Linked DNA regions of Homo sapiens: regions 1 and 3 are each linked to region 2. A link is a loop called in an ENCODE intact Hi-C map of the cell type or tissue named here. Cell type or tissue: mammary epithelial cell. All regions are shown on one strand. Links, peaks and the distances in the headings refer to the core of each region. The heading gives the core; the rest is flanking DNA.

Region 1 (8,415 bases), core at 324-8,323, 180 kb before region 2:
TGTTCAAATCACGACTCTTTCATGTGCTTGCTTGGTGATGTTGAATAAGTTATTTAACCTCCCTTACCTCTCAGTTCCCACACTTATAAAAGTTTCTGTTAAGTACTGAGATTATAAATTTAATATTTTATATACTGTGAATTTTATATAGTGTTCAATAAAAGTCATTTTTAAAAATTCAAAAAAGTTCCACTTTAAGCAATTCTTTAAAATCACACAGAACTAATTTATAACAGAGACCACCAAACTCCCTACTATGTGACTTGTACAAACTAAGAAAGCTCTGTTGGAGCAAATTTTGGAAGATTTTAAATTGATGACTGGCAACAGAAATACTCCCATACACCACTGTTATATATTTACATTAGGTATATAATAATACATTATAGTCAAAATATCACCTGTATGTGACATTATGAGGTATATATATGACATCATAGATATATATGGCATTATATTATATATAATACTAATGTTATTGTATCAGATGCATCTGTCTATAAGAAATATAATACTAATAGTTTTTTAGGTTATCCAACAGATTACTGAAAGCCATTGTATGATTTTTAAAACCAATTATGTTTTAATGAGCATTACAGCACAAGTTGAATTTATAAATAAGCAAAATGTTCTCAGTAACAAGTGAGTCTCCTACCTACTTTTTAGTCCTGGATCCCTCCTGAGAGGTAATGGCTATGAACACCTTCATGTTTATCCTTCTACTCTTTCTATATATTTTTCCCCATATGCTATTCCATATCTTGTTTATTTTTCCAATAATAAATAAATCTAACAGACAATGAATTTTCATATATGCAAATGTGTTTTATTCATTATAATGGTTACATGAATGCCACTGTTTGAATGTACCATAGTAAATATAGCCTGTCTGTCACAGATAGGTATTTAGCTTTTTCCAGATCTTTTTGATGTCTTCTGCACTGCAATGGATATTCTTAGGCATTCACCATTTCACATGGGTAAGTATAAAGCTACAAGACAAATTCTTGAAATTACTTGGTTAAGTGATATTTTTAATTTTGATAGATATTGCCATAGTTGTACATTAAGGTGGAAGCAATTTACCTTCTCATAAGTCAAATATGATTTTAGCAGTTGTGTTTCAGAATGATAATTCTATGTGAAATCTGGAAGATGGACTATAGCAAGAAACAATGACATGTGAGATACTAATTTAAACGCTAATACAGTGATAGAAAAAGGCAATAAGAAGTGAAAGGAAGTAACAATTTCTAGAAGTATTGAAGTAGTAGCATTGAGAGGATTGAGATAATGGCACCTTTGAGTGCTCTATCCATAATGGCCTTAAGTGTATCTTTTACTAAATCAATCAAACTGAAGTCCCAATAATTCAAGAGAAATCCAGTCCATTACCACCTCAACCTTTGACTTCTCAGCTTCTTTTGCCAAATTCTCACTTCATTAAAGTGCTACTAAAATGAATTCCTTTGTCACATGTCTCCACTACTCTACATTAAGCCATTAACATGGGCTTTTCTCTCTTGAGACTTTTGGCCTTAAAGGTTAGCAAACCCCAAGTTCAAGTATTTGGCCTATATCATTGAAAGCCTAAGGGGGAAAAAAACTGTTCTTAAATATGACTCTGTATTTAACCTCCAAAATATCAAGTTCAGCATTAAGAATTCTATAATCCTAGAGGAGAGCTATCCACATGATTTACATGTAGAGAAATGTATTAATTTCTTCTGGAGAAACTGAAATTTATCAGAGAATATGAGCAGCAACTCTTGATTATTGACTTAAATCCTTCACTATTGATAAATCAGTTTCCAAAATCCTTATGATGTGCATGAAATATGTTTTCTTCCTGATGTGAGAAAACCTTAACCCAGTGTCACTCTTCCAAATGTTATGTACCTATAAATTGGAAGAATGTAACTAAAGTTGTTTGTGATGCGATTTCTCCTGTTGGAGAATGGTAGGGCAGACAGCTAGGTTTTTTGAAAATTTTTATTCAACATTTTTGCTCAGACCTGTATTCCACTTGAGCATCTCAATTTGGTTCACTTCTTCCCAAGATGATATAACTAGCTAATTATGACATAAAAAGAATTTGGAAGATGGAAAAAGCAGTGATCCCTGGAAGAGCATGTGAAAGCCTTAAGCAGACATCTTACTAGCAAAGATGTCTGTGGATTATGGGTATACCAGACACTTTTATTTTAATTAAGATTCAAACTTCATGCTAATATCCCTGAAATCTAAAGCTAGCATAGGCAAGGTTGAAAGGGTGGTAGAGCAAATAAATAAAATCTAAACTAAACAAACCTGTTCTTTTAAAGCAGTCAGGAAATTTTCTGCCTTCCAATTGTTAGAGACGATTCTACTTTCAGAGAGGCTGTTTTGTTGTTCTAGGAACACCACACACTGAAAATGTGCTTTTTAATTTTGAGGATGTAGATCAGTGGTGTGACCCCAAGGAATGCAATTGCTTTGTAAGATAATATAAAGAGGCTGGCTTTGTTGCAAGCAGAGTTGCATTTCCGCAGATTGTACTTCCCTTAGAGGAATTTTTCTCCAAGGATGGTTTTAGAATGTGCTCTCTCTGAAAATTATAGCAAGCCCTTGGGGACATTTTTGTGAAAACAATGGCCACAAGATGTCAGCAATAGAGACCTCTAAGGACTTCAAGAAAGACCTGAAAGCTCAATTAACTCGAGCTTGGGGAAAAAAAAAATAAACTGTACAGTGGAAATAAATTGGGCTTGGCTAAACATTAAACTATTAGATTAGATTGTTGATTTCTCATGCTATTATTATTCAAGGCAAGTAGTGTGTTTTTCAAGAGAGGGGCTGATGGAAGACTATTTTGTCCCAATAGGATTGTTCTTTAGAATAAGTTGGGCAAGATCATATGTGTGTGGTTGGAAGTGAAATTGTCCTTAAACAGAATAGAAATGTTTATGAAAATCATTCAGGGAAGAGGTCAAACTTGGAACAGAAACTGAATTGGTGAGTCTAAGATTGGGAGGAAAGAGAAAATCTGTCTTTCCATTGGTAGTAGGATTGTCATGCTAAAGAATACTGGTTTAGGTGGGTGGCGAGCAGAGGAATTAGGAGAAGTGGAAATTGGCCAATACAGTATAGACACAGGCTGGAAGCTAGACAGGAGCTATCTTGTGAGGAGCCTCTAAATAGTAAGTTCTAGTTTAGGTTTACCTTTGAGCTCTGAGATTGGCATATCTAGTACCAGTTATAAATTACACACAAGGTTTTGCTTCTCTTCTAAAATGTTTTAAGTTTCAACTTCCTCAGTGAGAAATTAAGGACAAATTTACACTCATACTTGAGAAGCAGGACAAGAGAGAAAAATCACAGAGACAACACATTCATTTGCTCATTTTTCCACATGTTTGTCACCCCTGCTATATACCAGACACTATTCTATGCAGGGAATACATGGGTGAGTAAAATAGCCTTGATAAATGAGACAATGTCTCTTACAAAGCTAACATTCTAATGTGAAGAGATGAATAAAGTAATTGGCGATTTTAAAAAATGAACAGTATAAAAATTTAGATACTAATTAGTATTATCAGAATAATAAAATAAGTTAATATAATAGATGATGGGGACATCATTTTGAAAAGATGGCCAAGAAGGCCTCTTTTAAGAATCACTTTTGAATAGATACCTGAAATGATACGAAGCCAGCCAGCTCCTTATGGAGTTCCATAAGGAGCTTAGTAAAAGCAATTTGTACAGAGAAACACCAAACTCCATGGCCTTAAAGAAAGCAGAACTGGCCGGGCGCAGTGGCTCACACCTGTAATCCCAGCACTTTGGGAGGCCGAGGCGGGTGGATCACGAGGTCAGGAGATCGAAACACCGTGAAACCCCATCTCTACTAAAAATACAAAAATATTAGCCGGGCATGGTGTCATGCACCTGTAGTCCCAGCTACTGGGGAGGCTGAGGCAGGAGAATCGCTTGAATCCAGGAGGTGGAAGTTGCAGAGCCGAGATCGCGCCACTGCACTCCAGCCTGGGTGACATGCTGAGACTCCATCTCAAAAAAAAAAAAAAAAAAGCAGAGATGTACAGTCCAATAGGTGGGTAGAAAGCAAGGATCAATAGACCAGAAGCAGATGCCAAAGTGAAGTGGAAACTGAAGACTAGGTTTGCTTTCCAGAATATATAAATGTAGTCTAGAAATTTGCAGAAATTATTTTGGCAGGGGGGGAGCTCAGTGAAAAAAATACACACACAAAAGCACACACACATATATACGTATATGCAATAAAATTAGAATGAGGCATGCCATTTTGAAATACAAATTTTGAGGGCAAATATAAGCTATTTTGATACTTACATGCAAGTAAGCCCTTGCCATACCATTTATACTTATATTTTTAATACAATAAAATAACTAACTTGCTCTGAATAGGTATTAATTTTTGAAGCTGATATATCTAGATTTACATATACATTGAGATATATATCTTTGTGCACCTCAAAATTAAACTCAACCTTCACAACAGGTCCCAGTTTTCATTTGGGGATTTACATACCAAACAAAGTCACATATTAATGGTGCCACAGTAAAACATGTGACCTAGGCTAAGTCCATCAGCAAATTCTGGAGTTTTTAAAAGATTTCTGAGGCTAAGAAACGAGAAGCAAACATGCAGTCTCATGAGGTGCTAAAAGCCATATTCATACCATGATGGGAAAAAGCTTTAGGATGACACCAACAGATTTGAAGGCAAAGTGGAAAGTAGAGGAAGCATCTTCCTTGGAAATATCATTGACTATTGAGTCTCTAAATCAATCATTATCTGAAGACAGTGCTATCTCAAATCTTATGGTTATGTAAATCAAACAATTTATTTTACTATGTAAGACTTTTATTTTTTTGACACTGGGTCTCACACTGTTGCCCTGGTTAGGGAGCAGTGGCTCAATTATAGCTCACTGAAGCCTCAAACTGTTGTATTTAAGCAATCCTCCTGCCTCAGTCTCCAGAGCAGCTGGGACTACAGCAAACACCACCATGCCCAGCCAGCTTTTTAATTTTTTAAATTTTTTTAAGTAGATGGGATCTTGGTATGTTGCTAGGGCTGGTCTCAAACTTCTGGTGTCAAGTAATTCTTCAACCTGAGCCTTCCGAAGTGCTGAGATTACAGGTGTGAACCATCACACCTGGCCAAGACAATTTTAGCCATGTCTATTTATTGTTATTTCCAACCCCCACCCTCCCCAAAAATTATAATATAAATTTGCCTGTAAATTGGTAATTAGCTTATAGTTCATCATGGTGCAGTGACTGGAAATATTTGTAAAATGGTACAGAATTCTTATGAGAAAAAATGATATACAAAATCCTCAAATCAGATCAGATGTGCATAGAGTTTAATATGTACTGTAATGCCAGCACATCTTTTATGCCACGATTGATGCTCAAGTATTTTTATATTTCCAGAAATGTAGATATGTGAAGCTTTTGTTCCAAGAAGCTTGGAGTTCTTTGCAAGCATCTCATAAATCCTCCTCATTATATCTCTCTAAAATAGTCAGGTTATAGGTATTATTATTCATATTTAACATAAGACAAGAGCAATTTAAAACGCTTATAATTCCATTTATCTAAAAAGATAAAACTATTCACCCCAGAAAGACTAAATATAACTTGGCAGTGAGACATATTGGTCCTGAGTTGCTTTAAAGTTCAATGCAACTAAATGCTTTTAAGTCTTATAGCTTTTCTTTTTTCCATTTGAGAGCGCCAAAAGCTGGTAAGAAAGAAACTATCCAGTGCTCACTTTAAAATAATCTCTTATGTGCTAATTTGTGTGTCCCAGTTACACTCTTCAAACAATGGTGTCACGTTAAGACTCGATCAATATGTCATTTATGTACAAAAAAGACTAAATAAGGTTATTAAATAGAACAATGTTTTGAGATAGTATTTAATAATGTATTAAAAATAGTAAATGATAGACTTAACATTGATTCATTTAACTTTGTCTACCCATCCCATTCTCAGTGTTTCTTTGGACTAAAAATGCAGGTTTTGAGAGACCAGTTGTCAGAGTTAGAAACACAGTATGTGGCAAGAAAACATTTACATTAACCAGTTGAGATAATTCATTAATTAGAAACTGACAATTATTGCTTTGCCAAGTATGAGTACATAATTGCTCTTTCCCATAGTAGTCTTCTGTGAGTCTTAATCTCATTTTGTATTAATCATTAAATATCAGACTTTACCATACATTGGGATTACAGTTGGTAAATTCAAGAGAGGCACATTATCATTATTAAATGGGTATATCCCGCCCACACAGACTGTCACAAAATCTGGTGCTTTGAATTAATGAACTTAATGGTTAAGTATTCCATGATTGCTATCAAAATAGTCAAGTGTTATTTAAATATCATTTTTACGGAAATGAGAAATGGGGTATCTTCCACAGACCTTCAAAAGAATAAATACATTATAAATTTACTTTCTATAAAATCCCATTAAAGGGAAGTAATGAATTTTTGTAAAGGGAGATTCTTATACAATGTTACTGGAAAATGAATCAATTTTAACTCTTAAATGGTTTCTAGATTAATATGTTACTAGGAAATTCATTTTGGTGTGCACATCTGTCACTTTAAGCTACTAATTGAAATGTCCTGGCCACAAAAAGTCACCTTAGAGAGTGCAGGGTCATGACTCAGAAAAGTCAAATACTATTTCCAGTAAATGTTCCTCCTGAAATTTAGAAAGTCTCAGGAATTAAAGGTTTTGTGATTGAAGTAAAAATTCTTGTCAATTAAGAATTATTTTTTGATAAAAACTAAAAATTGGTATATATGTTCTTTTAAAAAATTACAAGCTGAATTTTATTTATTTTCAGTTATTAATTTATTTTTATAGAGACAGGGTCTCACTCTATCACCTAGGCTAGAGAGCAGTGGTGCCATCATAGTTCACCACAACCTCGAACTCTTGTGCTCAAGTAATCCTCCTGCCTCAGTCTCCAAAGCAGCTGGGACTACAGGCAAATGCCACCATGCCCAGCCAGCTTTTTATTTTATTTTATTTTTTTGGACAGATTGGGTCTCACTATATTGCTAGGGATGGTCTCAAACTTGCACTGTAGCCTCAAACTCTGGAGCTCAAGTAATCCTCCCCACTCAGCGTCTTGATTCGCTGGGACTACAGGTATACTCCACCATGCTAGGCTAAAAGCCAGTTTTGAAACAAAAATTTCCAAATATATTTCAGTTTACTTCTAAAATTGCTGAAAATGTTAAGGCAATAATTTAGATAGCAGGGGTCTTCAGTTTCTGGCAAAAGGAACACTTTAAATACTATAACAGTCTAGTTTCAGAAGTTAGACAATGTTGAAAAACAATCAAATTTTCAAAAGGACAATGTTACCCTAATCTTGATGATATGTGGTTAGTGAATTACCTTAAAAAATAAAATGCTTCTACATTTCAGTGTGTGGCATTAATAACATTTATCCTGAAGACTTACTAAGGATTTTCAATTTGAACTTGTCAGTGTGGCTAACACTGTGATTATACACAAAAAGTAGATTGGTTAACACACAATCTAATTGAAACATTCCTAAAGTTTACTTCGTAAAGGAATTTCACAATTATGTTCATCTAATGACTAGCTCATATGTGATATACATGTGCATGCACATACACACAAAGGGTGAAAACACTTAGCAACATAATCTTCATGATAATACTCCTTATCACATCTTAGGTCATGATGTGCAGTGCAGAAATGAGATTTAGATTTGGGCAGGGATTTGAGGGAGTACTTGGGTAGCAGGTATCATCAGGTAAGGCTCAGGTATAGAGTAGGATTTCAGGGATGAAGTGGGGGATGAAGGATAAAATGTTACAGTAAATTATAATACTTAGTGTTTTGGTTCATTTGGGTTGTTATTAAGAAGTACGTGGGGCTGGGTAATTTATAAGAAAAAATGATTTAATTGGCTCACAGTCTGCAGGCTGTACAAGAAGGAGACCAGCATCTGCTTCACTTCTGGGAGGCCTCAGGGAACTTTTATTCATGGTGGAAGGTGAAGGGGGAGCAGACACTTCACATGGCAAAAGCAGGAGCAAGAAAGAGAGTGGCAGTGGGGGTGCCACACTTTACAACAACCAGATCTCATGAGAATGCACCACTGTGAGGACAGCACCAAGCCATGAAAGATCTGCCCCCATGACCCCACCAGGCCCCACCTCTAAAACTGGGGATGAAATCTCAACATGAGATTTAGATGGGACAAATATACAAACCATATCACTTCAGGAAAGTAAACTAATACAATAAATTATAATTCATCAACTTGCAACCAGGCACAGTGGCTCATGCCTGTAATCTCAGGACTTTGGGAGGCCTAGACGGGCGGATCAC
Region 2 (8,415 bases), core at 327-8,326:
AGAAAGGCAGATTTATTAGAGAAGGTATGAAGATACCTTGCAAGAAAGCAATGGGCATTACAACAGAGAAGAGGCTGTCTGCAGAGAGGCAAGGGGTGGAGGGAAGTTTTATGGGGTTGTGCTGGAGGGGGCCACATGCTGACCGAAGCCATGCTGCTGGGGCTATGTGTGGAAGGAGGTCACTGTGTCCACAGGTTACTTGTGATTAACATTTCTCAGAACAATTATTCATTATTCTTCCCCACCTGGGGCCCTTTCTTTGTTGTTGCTTACTTATCAAGGCTCCACATTTAACCTTTCTGGAATCTCCCAAGTATATTCATGGCATCCAGTTCTCTAGCATTAGCCCACCTGAGTGGCATGGAGAAGTGTTGTCTCTACCAGGGCCTGTTGTCTCCTCTGTTTGTATATATTGACACAAATACAGTCATTCAGTAGCTCTAGGACAACGGGGTTTTTCCAAGTTATTTGTTGTGTAAAGGTTTTTTGTAATGATCGCCTTCTCTATGCACTTACATTTTAAAATATTTGGTAAAAGATATATTTGAAATCTATCATTAGGTAAATTACCTTAATTTTAGGTAATTTATCAGAAGGTTGTGAACTCAAAAGTATCTGAGACAGGTCCCAGTCAATTTAGAAAGTTTATCTTGCCAAGGTTAAGAACATACCCATGACACAGCCTCAGGAGCTCCTGATGACATGTGCCCAAGGTGGTCAGGGTACAGCTTGCTTTTATACATTTTAGGGAGACATAATACATCAGTAAATACATACCAGATTTACATTGGTTTAATCTGGAAGGGAAAGACAACTCGAAGCTGAAAGCCTGGGGAGGAGAGGGCTGGGCTTCCAGGTCATAGGTAGATTTGAAAATATTTTTGGTAACTGGTTGAAAGAGTTATTATCAATAGAAAGGAATGGCTGGGTTCCAGTAAGGGGCTGTGGACACCAAGGTTTTATCACGCAGATGAAGCCTCCAAGTAGCAGGCTTCAGAGGGAATAGAATGTAAATATTTCTTATCAGACTTATGGTCTGTGTTGATGTTAATGTTGGAAAGCATAATGAAGTATGTCCATCCCCTCTTCCATCATGGCTTGAACTAGCTTCTCAGGTTAACTCTGGAATGCCCTTGGCCAAGAGGAGGGGTCCATTCAGATGGGGCCTTAGAATTTTAGCTGTGGTTTACAAAATTGAGGCTCAAATATTTTCTACCATCTGAATTTTTCTCGTTTCTGTTCCTGTTTGGTGCTCAACTAAAATGTGAGCATTTAGAATTGATTTTCAGGTGGCTAGCTTCCTGGATGGAATTTTGTGTGGATATATATATATATGAATAATCATATTCATTTTTTGATATCTTATATTAACTATAAGAGCCATAGGATTAAAATAAGTTGGAACAGTATTCTGGTTTTGTCCTGCAGAAAACGTAAGCTTTGGTTCTGGTTGCCGTGTGACATGATTTCTACTAAATTTCACTGAAGCTCCACTTGAAGATTGTGTCTTTTTCCTTTTTATTTGTGTTGATTTTCATTTTCTATTGTTTCATGTTTTAATAGTGAGGAGTTGCTATTCTCATTGAACTATACTATACTGATATAAATAAATGAAGCTTAATACATTGCATAAAATAGTAGATAGCTATATTAAATAATTTTTGGAAAGGAATTGTGACCTGTAGAACTTACTGACTTTAAGTACAGCATGAACATAATATGCAAATAATGCTTAGTTCCTACTCATAACCAGAGAGTTGGGAGGAAAGGAAAAATAAAGAGTGAGAAGGATTTTTGAAGGCCGTGGCAAATTTAGTCTGCATGAAAAGCAGAACTTTCAGAATAGAAATTCACTCTGAAAAGAGGCATTTACAGAGATAGTGGAGGCCCCTCTTATAGAAATATTTACTGTTGTTTTTAACTTAGCACCTAAGTATGCTTTTGAATCATAACACTTGAATGAGTTCTGGAAAGTTAAATGCTCCAAGACTGTGGCAAAAAAACCTACCAGCTTTCATCTTCCTCCTTTCCATTCCCAACTTTCTCTAGTACTATTCAAAAACTCCCTAATTAGGAATTCCTTTGGGAAATTCCAATATCAGAGTTAACTAGCCAACCTATTATTGCTAATCATTTATTCCTACCCTCTATATAAAGATGACCAGCATGTGTGCACACACACACACCCAGACACACATCTCCCTATACCGTTTTCTTTTTTTCGTTCATTTTCTTTAAATTTCCCATTATACTTTTTAAAAAGTAATATTGTCCAAATTTATAGCACTGTAGTTCTTGGATTGTTTCTTATTACTTTTGCATCAAGCAAGAAATGATATTCAGAACACTTAAAGTTCTGATTGGTATGGTATAGAAGCTGCATTTCCCACAGTCACAAAGAAGGTCATACTCCATGTTAATACCAGGTAGTATCCATCATTAGCCTATTAGAAGGTACTGATAGTCACCTGGAATTCACCTACCATAATGATAGTGGCACTGGCAAAGGCATTGTCTCATCCACTGGAGTCTGGGCCAGTCCCTAGCAGTGAACATTCACAGGCTGATATTCGCAGACACCTCTCATGAACTCAAGGGCTGCAACCATGGTTGGTTAGTCAGGTGGCTTAGGACAAAGACTTTTTATGTACCTTAACTATTTTATTATTTTAATAATTAATAAGAGCGTATCAATGCATACCATCTATATATCAGCCCCGGGTATAGTGACAAATATCTTATCTTGTATAAGTACTATTTTTCATACCAAATTTGCTAATTATTAAGAGTCTTCACAGTTCACAGGATTTAATCTTGGTGAAAAAGGAATAAACTAAATAATAACAATAATAATAGTCCAAAATCAATTTGATACCAAATCAATCAATAAAGTGATCAGAGCTTTAATGCTACTAGGAAAATACTTCAGCTTTACCATTTTATGTTTCATTTCAATAGGCAATTAATCAAAGTTAGGAAAGAGTGAGCTAGCTTTTCTCCTGGAAATTTCAGCACAGGCCCTATGTATCATATTATTTCACTAATTAGAAAAAATTTTAGTTTTGTGTTAGTGAAGATGGCAAAGACAAAACACACACGATATTTCTTGTTAATTGAGAATGATTTTGAACATATTCTCAACTACTATTTTGCCCAAGATACTTCATTCTAAAAGATGTCATTTCTGAATAAAGAGCACATGCAATAAAATTGCATCAGAAACAGAATCCCTCACATAATATTCTTACAAATTTAACATCACTTTAGAGAATAGCTATTGACTTTTGTAAGACTTTATTATTTGTTCATTCATTTATTTTTTTATTCAACAATTATTTGGGTTCATACTGTGTGAGAGAAGACAGTAAGATTAGAAAATTGTTACAAGAGAGATATACAAACAGGGCAGTAGAATAAGAGAGAAGAGAAAGATGGTTAAAGAATCTTCACTCAAAGTTATCTGGTGATCAAAATCTGAGCTTGCTAGGCAAATGGAGGAGAGAAAGCACATCCCCAGGAAAGGGAAAAGTTTATGTAAATAGAGAGAAGTCTATATGGGGTATCTGAACAAGGGGCACTAACAGATCATACAGATCTTTAGTCATACCCAGGAGGGCTGGGTATGGTGGTTTATACCTGCAATACCAGCACGCTGGGAGGCCGAGGCATAAGGATGGCTTGAGCCCAGGAGTTCAAGACCAGCCTGAGCAACGTAGTGAGAACTCATCTACAAAAACTTAAAAAATAAAAAATAAATAGCTATGTCACCAGAAAAGGGCTCCCAATCCAAGAGACCCCAAGAGAGGGTTCTTGGATCTCTCACAAGAAAGGATTCAAGGTGAGTCCATAAAGTAAAGTGAAAGCAAGTTTATTAAGAAAGTAAAAGAATAAAAGAATGTCTACTCCATAGGCAGAGCAGCCCCGAGGACTGCTGGTTGCCCATTTTTATGGTTATTATATTTCTTGTTATATACTAAACAAGGTGTGGATTATTCATGATTTTTCTGGGACGGGGTTGGGCAATTCCCAGAACCGAGGGTTCCTCCCCTTTTTAGACCATATAGGGTAACTTCCTGATGTTTTCATGGCATTTGTAAACTGTCCTAGCACTGGTGGGAGTGTCTTTTAGCATGCTAATGTATTAGCTTATAATTAGCTTATAATGCTAATAATTAGCTTATAATGAGCTTATAATGCTAATAATTAGCTTATAATGAGCAGTGAGGATGACCAGAGGTCACTCTTGTCATCATCTTGGTTTTGGTGGGATTTGGCCAGCTTTACTCAACCAGTTTTATCAGCAAGGTCTTTATGACCTGTATCTTGTGCTGACCTCCTATCTCATCCTGTGACTTAGAATGCCTAACTTACTAGGAATGCAGCCCAGCAGGTCTCAGCCTTATTTTACCCAGGCCCTACTCAAGATGGAGTTGCTCTGATTCAAACACCTCTGATAACCATACCAAGGACTATGAGTTGCATTCTGAAATTAATGGGGGCTCTGTGAACAAAGGCAGTGAGTCTTATAATCAAATGTATGATTTATAATGTTTCTGGGAGGAAGGCAGGCTGGAAATAATCAGAATGGCCTGAAAATGATTGCAAGTTTTGGATTGACTATAAAGTAAGGTGGCATGGTGGCTGAACAATGCTGTGCTGGTTGTGTCAATATGAGTGTGAGCTGTGTCAGTATGAGTGTGATTGTATCAACATGAGTGTGAGCACCTGTGGGTAATTTTAAATAAAATGTGTTGAAAAATACTTGATTTTTATTGAAAAATTGCATAAAGTAGCTACTCAAGTATAGAGTGTTTGCTTTCACATATGCATATCATGTTACCTACATGAGGCAAAACAATGAAAATAACTGGATGGCTGTAGAAAGGTTTTGGAGAACCATTAGATTTTTTTAATGTTTAAGATGCTGCCATCTAGTGACACTTTTGTGAAATCACTTTGCAGTGATATTCATGTTTGTATCTTCCAGTTCTTTTCTCAATACATTTTATATTTTAATAATTTATATTGTCTACCAACCAATGGGGAAATAATTACAAATGCATTAAACATAGTGTAGAAGTCATACTTGATTTTTCAACGTGGTACCACAAATGTGGCCAGAAGGATTTTCATAATGGGATATTGTACATAAAGGTTTGTGGTTTCTTCAGTGTGCCATTCTTTATAAGTAATTGATAATGAAAGTGCTGCTTTTTCTATTTCTTGAGTTTTCTTAGAAAAATTGAGTTGTAAAAACAAATCTGTGAAAATCTGAGCTGTAAAAATTGCTTCATAAAAGTTGCTTTAATTGGAAATGTTGAAGAGAAGAAAAGAGAGTTTCAAATTTAGAATAATTAACTTTTTTCCCCATATGGAATTTCAGTATTATAAGTATATCTTAAAATATAAACAAATAAATGTGTGTGGAGGGGTGTGTGTGTGTCTGTTAAAGCTAAACATTAGTCTCCAAACCTAGGTTGTGATGACCTGATGACTTCTAAGTTTTGATGAAGATTAATTATATTCATGTCCTATTACTCCTTAAACTTATATTACAATGGAGCACTTGTCTTATTTTCATGGTACGTATTGCTCATTTTCTTTGGTGAGGAACAAAGAATAAATTAATCTCCCTTCCTCCCTCAAAATACAGTTATATTGTGCTGATATATTGTCCTTTTGTGAGATACTAACTCCAGTCATACTATAGTGAATGAGGTTTTAATTAATTAACTTTTCAGTATATTGAGGTTTCTTTATGCAAACCAATCCTATAGGGTAGAGGTAAGCACATCTTTCCGTAAAGAACCAAGTAGCAAATATTTTAGGCTTTGTGGGCCATATGGTCCCTGTTGCAACAACTCATTTCTGCTGCTGTAGCGTAAAAGCAGCCATGGACAATATTTAAACAAATGAGACTGGCCGTGATCCAAAATTAAATTTACAGAAACAGACTATAGTTTGCATGTCTCTTCTCTAGGGAAAACACCTGTATTTGTAATTTGGGGTTCTTTTTTTCTTAGGAAGTGTTAGAACACTTCTAAAATTTATTTAAGTATTTACTTCAAAAACTTTAATTCCATTGAGAGTTGTGTGCCTTCAGTGTTCCAAAAAATCTAGTTTGGAGCAGGTATGTGCACTTGGTAAACTAATCGTACACATAGTAAACTACACTTGGTAAACCAGTCATACACAAACCCAGAGGTAAAATGTTTTGCAAAGTTCTATCACCTGCATTTAGCCAGTTTTTAAATTCATGTTCATGTACAAAGTTGTCTTAATGTGGAATGAATCTTTATATTTTCTCAGTAAACATTGCAACATTTTGATATGCAGTAAGTTAAATGACTTTGATCATCAGCAAATAAATTAGAAACTTCCTACTTGGGTACAATTTGGATAATATGTATTCATTGTTCCAGTTTGTGCTTCTGGGAATTTAGTGGAAACAGAGACTTGCTTTTTTAACATTGTGAATTCCACTAGGCAGACACACAAAACACTTAAAACCTCATGACAAGTAAATAACTAAAACAGAATGGAGTCAGATCAGAAGAGACTCTTAGGGTACAAAGTCAATGTGTATGAAGGAGACAGTAGAGTTAATATTAAACTTTGAAATTCTCTCCCAAACAACTTCATTCTTCCTCTTTATTTTTGGATAAGAATACTTTTTAAAAATTAAGCACCATATAAAACAGCTGGCTCACATTGAGGATCTGTACTGTATCAAAGTATGCATATTTTGCTTACCAAATAGTATTAAGCAAGGATTGTTACTCTTATTCTAACATGAGAACTAGAAGAACTCACGCAGTAACTGATCCAAGCCTCCATCTTGTGATCCTTTGGTATCTTGTACTCTTTAAGAGGAATGGCAGGGGTAATTCCTAAGACCAAGTAAAGGATGTCTTGGTTTTTGGGAGCTGAGTATATCAATTCACTCTTCCCTTAAAATGCTGTGTAACAAATCATCTTGAAACTTGTTGTCTTAAAACAATAACCATTGATTTTATGGATCACCTTGGCATCAGAGCATCAAGGTAGGACTTGGCTGGAGGGGTTCTGCAAGTCTCAGCTGAGCTCATTCATGTTTCTGTGGCAAACTGCAAGGGGTGAGGAGGGCATGGAGGAGCAGCTGATCCAGATTGAGTTCAGGTGAGGATGATTATGCTCCACATTTCTTTTATCTTCCATCTGGGCCAGCAGTTTGGCCCAAGCAAGTCCTTCTCATAGAGATGGCAGAGAGCAAGAGGGAGCAAGCTTAGTCACTCAAGTACTTTTCTGAGACTATTTTTATTACATGTGCTAACATTCTGTTGGTCTAAACAAGTCACATGGCTGATCCCAGTGGCTGAAACTTACACCTTACCCACAGTGGAGGAACTAGAACTTACATGGCAAATAACATGGGCGCAAGAGAGGGCAGAGAAGCAGAACCATTGATAGAATTTATAACAGTGTATATACTTGAACTGATTAAATATGCACATGATGTGGGATTAAATGCTAAACAAGAAAACTATTGACTCTTTCATATTACTAGGATACACTTAAGCAGCAGTTCAGAAACTTTTTAGAAAAGGAAACCTTTTACACTCTTAAAAACCACTGAGGGTCTTAGGAGATTTGACATTGGCTCTATATCTGTATTTACTGTATTTGCAATTAAAACAAAATTTTAAAATGTATTTATTTGTTTTAGAATAACAACAAATGCATTACATATTAACATAAGCAAAATATTGTTATACAAACTATGTTTTCTTTAAAAAACAGTAGCATTGTTTATATATGGCAAATCGTATTAGCACCTGACTTAATAAAAGACAGCTGGTTTTTTATACCTGCATTCAATCTCTTTTTTTCTCTTTTTGAATCTTACAAAGAAAATAGGCACTCATGAAGATATGTAATCAGAAAAGGCAGGAGTAGTTGAATAGCCTTTCCGTCAATTTTGTGTATTCTTTGATACTGCATCAGAATTTGACAAGTGAGAACTTTTTAGGAGTTCTGGTATGGAATTTGAAGCTGAATCACTGAACTTTCTGTACTTTATTATATTAAAATTCATTGACTGAACTTGCATTTTGAATAGATCCTTTATCAATGCACAATATGTAACATCGAGCATTGGCCATTCAGAAAATATTGGTTCATTGAATTATGTGTATTTTCCAAATATTGACATATTTAATCATATAATAATTAGAAATTATGTATTACTACTATATTCATCAGAATTATCTCAATAATGGGAGCTAGTCATACTCATGGAAGTGGATACAAGTTTTTCAATATTCTAATTTCCCCTGGAAACTCTAATTTTATCATTGGCAGCAAATATTATAAGTTGTTTTATTGAAGTGACACTCCATTTTCAAAAGAATATCTGTTAAATACATCACACATGTG
Region 3 (8,415 bases), core at 324-8,323, 300 kb before region 2:
TCCATGTCAGATCCAAAAATCATGAATTATCACAGTTTGATAGTAAACCATCCATTTTATTACATCAATCCCCATAAAATAGTTTCAGTTCTGGATCCTAATGTGTAAATGCTTATTGTAGCAGAACAAGGATAAGGCTGAGAATGAGAAACTTACTGTGCCAAGACTAATTCTGTGAAGATGATGATGAACTTGGTCTTTATCATTTCTCTAAAACCCAGTCCCCTCCTGTGTGTCTTCATCCAGTCACACTGTGACTCTTATAAATGAGTCAGGCTTTAAAATGACCATTTATCCTGCTAGCAATCCCTCAATCTAAAGTCAGTTTCTCTCAGTACCATATATTTACAGTTTATTAGCCAACGACTATTCTCCCTTAGAAAACATCTACCATGTACAAATAAAATGCTTTCTAGCTTAATAACATCTAACTGTATTTTTTCTATGTTAAAAGTATTATTGGCCGGGCTCACACCTGTAATCCCAGCATTTTGGGCAGCCAAGGAGGGTGGATCACGAGGTCAAGAGATTGAGACCATCCTGGCCAACATGGTGAAACCTCATCTCTACTAAAAATACAAAAATTAGCTGAGCATGGTGGCTCACACCTGTAGTCCCAGCTCCTCAGGAGGCTGAGACAGGAGAATCGCTTGAACCCAGGGTGCGGCGGTTGCAGCGAGCCAAGATCATGCCACTGCACTCCAGCCTGGTGACAGAGCGAGTCTCTGTCTCAAAAAAAAAAAAGTATTATTATTGTTTATTATAATTGCCTACTAATTCCAGAAAGTTCTTAACTTTATTTTCTTTTATTGTGGAGCCAGTAGAAAGAAAAAAAGTACATCTCTGATTTGCTGGCTAGTGGGATTATTTTTGTAGAAATTTATATGCACTTTGAGAGGGTTGTTAAGTTCTGTGTATGTAGTATTCTCACAACTGCATAGCTCTCTCAGGTCATGTTTTCCCAGTATCAGCAATTTTTAAGGTTCTAGCTATTCTTATAGCCACATTCCAAAATACATTCTCTGTGCCGTTCCTCTTTTGTGTGTTTCTGTTTCTGAGTATCCTTACATAAAACTCTGATTGATGCCTTTACAGCTCTTCACATCCTCTGTGTGTGATCTGTTGACAATTTTCACTGAATTAATGACTTCAAATGCAATTTCCATCCATAGCCAACAGGTATAATCCTTCTATTTCTTATGTCCATCTTTGAAGAGGTTTACCAGAGCAAGGCAGGAAAAAGGCAGTGATCAAATAATAGATAGATGAGTGTGTGTGTGTGTGTGTGTGTGTGACTGTGACTGACACTTAGAACAAAACAGTATCGTATTATGGGATCTGAAAAAATAATTGTTGTCTTCTACTTTCAGTTGGTTCCCACAGCAGTAGAAGTGCTGGGAGGTTGGGAGAGGTTAAACTACTCTCACTCTTGAATAAAATATCAGAGCAATCCCATGATTCCCCTCATCACCTAAGAGTGTCCATAGGAATTTAAAGTTACAAATACAATTTTAATTAAGTAAATAAAATTACAAATCCCTGTGTAACAAGCAAATCTTCAAAATGTACTCAGGTGGATAGTCACCTGTAGAGGGAGTTGGGGTGGGGGAGGGTTGAAGACAGGAATTTTTAGTAGATTCACCATTCCATTCAAAAACATTCTTTCAAACTGCAGAAGCAAAATAAATGTCACATAATATTAGAATGTACAAACCTGAAGAGGATTAGTAAATGATGTAATTTCTAGAAATTTGAAGCAAGTGAAGAAACTTGAAACAAAGTGAATCATTTAATCCTGTCTTCCTCAGCAAGGTTAAAACTTTTCAGTAACTCTTTTCGATCCAGAGAACTAGAGTCACCTTGTCTAGGTTATACAAGATATGGCATAATTTGGCTCTTGAACTCCATCCTAGCTTTACTTTTCACTGAAACTTTCTTTGTATCCGCTTGCCATATAGAATAACTGGCAGTTCTCAAAATTCACCATGATATCTCAAAGCTTTCATTGACTATCATGCTGTTTCCTCTGCTTGGAATCTATCACTTCTGATGTAGCCATTACAAATCTCACTTTAGTATTACCGGATATTTAGAAACTTGCCTCTCCCATTGCATTCTGTTTCTTCATCCTCTATGTTTTTTTTTTCATTGTTGTACCCTAAGTGCCTAGCAAGGTACATATCACCTACCAGATGTAAAATAAGTGCTCGTTAAATGGACAATTGAATCCCATCTGTAATTGAAAAAGTATGTAAACTATGACCAAGCCTATGAGTATAAGAAAAAGGATCATAACAAAACAAAATGTCAAAAGTTGTATGACACATACAATAATATACACACCTAGCTATTGATATTAGTGGTGACAATTATACCTGTAGTAGATTGTATATAATATCCTCCCAAAACGTATGTCCTCCTAGAACCTCACAATGTGACCTTATTCGGAAATATGGGCTTTGTAGATATAATTAGTTTAGTTAAGATGAGGTCATACTGGATTACAGTGGGTCCTAAATCTCATGAGTGGTGTCCTTATAGGAGGACAGGAGATTCAGAAGCACAGAGTGAAGAAGGCTGTATGAAAACGAGGGCAAAGATTGAAATGGTGCAGCTATAAGCCAAGGACCACAAAGGAATTCCTGAAAAGCACCAAAAGCTATAAAGAGAAAAGAAAGGATTCTCCCCTGGAGACTTCAGAGAAACCATGGCCATACCAAGACCTTGACTTTGGACTTCTAGCCTCCAGAAGTATGAGAGAGTAATATTTCTGATACTCTAAGCCACCCAGCTGATGGTAGTTTATAGTAACCCCCAAGAAAATAAATACAATTCCCAAAAAGTAATTTAAGTAATAATTATAAGTGATTAATATAGATTTTTGTGATTAATCTAAATTTTTCCCACATTTTTGTTCATGTCATGTATAATTGGCATTGTTGAATGATCTTTTTGGTGGTAGGAACAGTTTAGCCCTCAGTTCTTTTTTGGACCCTGGCATGCAAACTCCTTACAAGCCAGACATTTCAGACCAGATCAGACATGTTTGGGGTGGTATGGCCGTAGACACAACCCAGACATTTCAGATCCTTTTCCTAACAGCACAATTTCAGAACCCAAAACTTCATTCCAATACCTAAAGTGGAGTTTCCTTATTTTCCTTTATCAGAGATCCTCAGTCCACTATCTCTTGGGTATTTCTATCTTGAAAGTCTTTTTAAAAATAAAAATCTGCTCCATACTTCTCTGAAATGAATACTTTTCAAACTCATCTTTATTCCCAAAGCCTCTTATTCCCCTTCCTTTCTCCTGCAACTGACTTTGTAGTTAAAACCACTGTATTACCTTTTTTTTTTCCCCAGTAATCCCATGCTGTTCTACACTTGAAAGGCTGAAGTACCACCAATAAAAGAGGCAGGGAATAACAGAAGAGAAAGCAAAGGGGAAAATGTGTATAAACTGGAAGTTTTGATAAAGGTTTATTAAAATCATAATTTTGAAGAGAATTGCCCTCTATCACCAACACTGTTAATGACAAAGTTATGAGAAGCATTGAGGGTCTTGTTGCTCTTCAAATATCAAGCTTAAAGAAAGCGTGCTATGAGGAGGCACTTAGAGGAAGCCTCACTGGGGGCAGGAGCAGACTTTGCTAATGATAGATCAGCTATCCAGACCACCCCTCCCACTTAGAAAAGTAAAAAGGTAGGAAAAAAATATAAGAGCTCATGAGATAGTAAGAAATTAGAGATCTGAAAATCAAGTGAGTGATGGGGTTCAGGCTACATTATCCCAAAATACGGCACTTTGGCATTTGAGAAAACAGAAGAAGCAAGATCACTGTCACCTTCCCCTGGCCTTTCTCCCCTGTAGCAGAGCATAAATTCCTTATTCTAGAAGAGCCATCCATATACCCAGAGGTGCTGCTTGATATTAATGGTGACAATCATTCCTGTAGTAGGTTGTATATAGTATCCTCCCAAAACGTATGTCCTCCTAGGACTTCACAATATGACCTTATTCAGAAATAGGGGCTTTGTAGAGGTAATTAGCTTAGTTAAGATGAGGTCATTCAGGATTAGAGTGGATCCTAAATCCTAGGTGTAATATCCTTAATAAGAGGACGGGAGATCTAGAGGCACAGAGGGACGAAGGCCATGTGAAAATGAGGGCAGAGATTGGAATGGTGCAGCTGTAAGCGAAAGACAACAGAGGAATTGCTGGAAAGCACCAGAAGCTAGAAAGAGGAAAGAAAGGATTCTTCCCTAGAGCCTTCGTAGGAAGCATGCCCATACCAACACCTTGATTTGGTGTTCCAAATCCCAAGATTTGGAAGGATAATCCAGATATCTTTATCTCAAAGATACCAGGGCACAAAGAAGAATCTGAACGCAGACCTCCCATTTATTACCATTAGATCATAACCCCTTTATCTTACAATCATATTTCTCCATGACTGCCCACTCATTATCAAACCTAAGCATAAAAATACACAAATTTACTTGTTTCTTTGTGTATTCACTCCCTTATGAAGGCTCTAATGTTATGTAAAACATATCCAATAAAATTTTATGCTTTTCTCTTGTTAATCTGTCTTTTTTTTTTCTTAATATTGTCCTCAGCCATGAACCTACTGATAGGCAAGGAAAAAGAATTATTTCTCCCCTGCAAGGGGCAAAAATCACAGAGACAATTTTGACATTTGAAGCTGTTTTGGGCTACACTGGTGCATTTTAAGAAATTGCTGAGGTTGGTCTTTATTATTATCCCTGGCTTTGGAGCTACCACCTTTTCTTAGATAATTTACTTTCAACGTGCACCTAGGTTATGGAAAACAGAAGCTGTTTCAGAGGAGGTTACTTCCTTGTTCCTGGAAATAGCCATATTTCAGCTGCCTTCTAAAAGCTACTTATGACCCCATTGAAGGACATTTTATGGGAGAAGGGGGAGGATAAAGGTAGAAAAAAAACTAAAAACAAAATACAATTAATAGATTATATTATAATTTCCTATCTCATTATTAATTCAATTTATAAAAATTGACATGTCAGAGCCTGCTTTTTAGGAAGGATACAAACTGTGACATTTAGTTTGATAAAACCACAAATATCCAAATGTACTACATAAATGAAGCACACTGTGGACATACCATATTTTTTAATAGTCCACAGATTTAAGCAAATTACCAACCGTAAAACTTAGGCTAAAAGATATTGGTTGAATAGAAAGAAAAAAATTCATTTATGTTTGTAATTATTTCATAAACCACCAAAAGGTGGCATCAAAATCTTAAAAAGCAAAGACCAAGTAGACTGGGTCCATTCACAAATCCACTAGAAGAGTCCTACTGGGGGCATTGTGGTGACTTATTCACACTGTTTCAAAAAAGAACATGGATTCATCAGGAATCCAATTTGTTAGAGGTTAATAACATTGAGCATTTGACTGCAGAGGCCTGTTAGAATAGGATATAGAAAATGTAAGGATAATTTAGACACCGATGAAAGAGAAGCTAAAGAATGCCAAATTCATGTGTTGCTTCTTTGGTGAACAATTTCTGTTAAAACATCATAGCAAGGTTCTGAGTATAGTGATTGGGAAAAGGATGCAACTCTAGGACCACCACACTTTCACCAAATGAGAAACTAGACAAGGCATGCCGTTGACATTTCCACATTTTGAAATAAGGTGTTTATTTATTTTCTGGCATCCTGTTGAGAAACAGTTTGGTCTTCAATTTTCTCCTCTGCATTACAAACAAAATAGAGCTTTTAAAAGGCAAAATGGGAGTTGAAGCTGATAGGACTCAAGATTTGTGCCTTTAACAACAAATTAACAATTAGCAAGAGCCATCAACAGTACTGGGAAAATCTGTACAGACAATTTAGATCATTTTCAATTGTTTCTAAATAAAATATCAGGGAACACATTCAAAAATAGCGATTCAGTAGATCTTAATATCAAACTTGCAGTCCAAAAAGCAAGAAAATATATTCCAAAACTACTTAAAACACTTAATTGCAATTATGCATTGATCTTGGAAAAACAATACTAATATTGTCCTCTATTACTAAATAATATTAATTTTTTAAAGTTAACACAGAAAAAGATACAGAGTTTGATATAACAACTGACTTCAATTACCATTCAACACATTGACTAAGCACTACCAAAATTTTGCTAAGCAAACCCTGTTGAATAGCTGTCTTAAAATGCTTCAATCAATAAGAAAGACAAAGTTTGTTTTACTTGCAGTCAAATTCTAATTCTACTTTCACTTTTTCTACAGGCTAAATAATTACAATTAACCACTGATTAATGCTGTGTTTAATGAGAAATTAAGGCATTCTTCTGTTTTCTCCCCAACCCAAAACAACACTTAGCTAAAATGTATTTCATTGTTGACAGGAAAAATAGAACAGTGAGCAAGTCTTTTTCTAAGCTAAATGCTACTCATTTAAAATTCTTTCTTTTTACATTTTAATTCAGAAATATAAAGCCCATTAAGTTTTTTCTTCAGAATTATATATGTTTTAATAGCGTACTTTAGATTTTTTATTCTAAAAAGAAAGTAATTATATGTTTTTAAATCATTCAAAATATTATTTTTTCAAAGAACATCTACAATAATCAAAATGAAATCTTTGGAGAAGCTGATGCAATTTTTTAAATAACATATTTACCTTCCATTACATTTTCTTCCTACCACATCTGATTTAATCTCATTGTTTTGCTTAACTACAAAACAATTTTAGCTGGTATAAAGTTGAGAGAAAGTATGTGGGTGATTATGAGGATCAAGTTGATGTATAAAAGCAACAATTTTAATTATCACAAGAAAATGTTTAGTGCTAGCTCAATTAACTGGGGGAAGATTGTGATCTTAAGATACTCTCTGCATTTTAACCTTTATAAACTTGGATTGAATTAACTGTTTGCCATGCAAATTAATTATCCAATTTCAGTGACAGGGTTAGATGAATGAATTTCGAACACCATTTTTTAGCACCAAATTCTCTTGTCACTATTAATTCTACTATACCACCTATCTTAACAGAAGTACAATTCAGAATGTGGTGTGGTATCAGGGTTAAAAATAGCCTTAAGGGCTAAATTGATAATCTATTATCTCCAGTGTCTTTTTTCCAATTTAAGTTTTCACTGCAAGGTGAGCAAGGACAAACAATGGTGGTGTGCTTTAAATCTTTGATGTTTATAATTATTTAATAATTTCAGTGGGTTATCCAGTCTAATATTAATAAGCAAGTTGTGATTCAAGAAAGATTGACATTTGGCATCCTCCTCACACATTCTTATGGCAACTTCATTCTCTGTGGCTCATTCTACTACCAAGTGCCTAAAACCTTTATTCTTCTCATTGATACTAAGAATTCCCCCATCATACCCACCAGGCAATATTTTCTCACTGGATAGAGTAATGCTTTTTATGACTGCCTCAAAAATTGCCTACCTTGCAATTACTGTTTCAGAAGATAAAAATGGACTCTCAGAGATGTTAAATATCTTGCCAGAGGTCACTCATCTAGTGTGACATAGAGCAAGACCTTTTCTTTCTTTTTTTTTTGAAACAGGGTCTCGCTCTGTCTCCTAAGTTGGCTCACCGTAGCCTAAACCTCCTCAAGCGATCCTCCCACCTTAGCCTTCCGAGTAGCTGGGACTACGGGCACACGCCACCATGCCAGACTATTTTTTACGTTTTCTGTAGAGATGGGGTTTTGTCATGTTTTTTAGGCTGGTCTCAATCTCCTAGGCACAAGGAAACCACCTGCTTTAAGCTACCAAAGTGCTGGGCTTACAGGTGTGAGACACTGCGCCAACCATCGCAATTCTTTTCGTAGATTATCTGATCCCATTATCTGCACACTTTCTGCTTTCTCATATTCCTTGTTTCTGATTAGAGGGAAGAAATAAAGGGTAAAAGAAATGCTTTAGGAAGATGACTCTGCACATCTTTAATGAGTATCATTCCCATAAAAGAATATGTAAATAGAAACTCCTAAGTTTTGCACTGTACAACATGAGTGATCATAGGCAGTAGCCTCATGTTGATGATGAAAGAAACAAATTGTATATATTTTGAATTTGATAATAATTAATTACTAAATTTGGAGGACTGCAGAGAAGGAGGCCTCAAGGATGATTCTGAAACATAGCTTTAGTCTTAATTATCTTTAGAGTAAGGGACACGAGAAAAATGGCAACTGTGAACGGGAAAGTAACGAATTCATCATTAGACACATTGGACTTGAGGTATACAGGGTTCCTGCAAATAGAGATGTCCAGAAAGTGAATTTGATGTCCAGTAGTTCAAAATGTGGTACTGGAGTTTGAGAAAGAGAGGGTTTCATTGGAGATTCAAATACAATACTCACAGACACAGAAGTAAGAATTGAAATC

The links. Peaks named below come from ENCODE experiments on the same cell type or tissue, not always from the same donor. Only the 100,000 strongest peaks of a DNase experiment are listed, where the experiment ranks them.
Region 1: a loop joins it to region 2, with 5 times the contacts of the local background. A loop is called at or near these places in 20 of 110 quality-filtered maps.
Region 3: it touches region 2 in a loop (10-fold over the local background); 59 of 110 quality-filtered maps call a loop at or near these places.

What each region holds. Positions count from the first base shown.
Region 1 is chr2:142,793,713-142,802,127 of GRCh38, forward strand. No RefSeq gene overlaps it. Among named protein-coding and RNA genes, the nearest start is that of KYNU, 80 kb to the right of the region's middle. In mammary epithelial cell, for the core only: no CTCF peak of the experiment used is centred there; no DNase peak of the experiment used is centred there.
Region 2 is chr2:142,976,052-142,984,466 of GRCh38, forward strand. All of the region lies in intron 8 of KYNU (kynureninase), which reads left to right. Among named protein-coding and RNA genes, the nearest start is that of KYNU, 100 kb to the left of the region's middle. In mammary epithelial cell, for the core only: a CTCF peak has its summit at 4,906 (motif pointing left); no DNase peak of the experiment used is centred there; H3K27ac peaks cover 1,434 bases.
Region 3 is chr2:142,677,406-142,685,820 of GRCh38, forward strand. No RefSeq gene overlaps it. Among named protein-coding and RNA genes, the nearest start is that of KYNU, 200 kb to the right of the region's middle. In mammary epithelial cell, for the core only: CTCF peaks have their summits at 1,582 (motif pointing right) and 5,309 (motif pointing right); no DNase peak of the experiment used is centred there.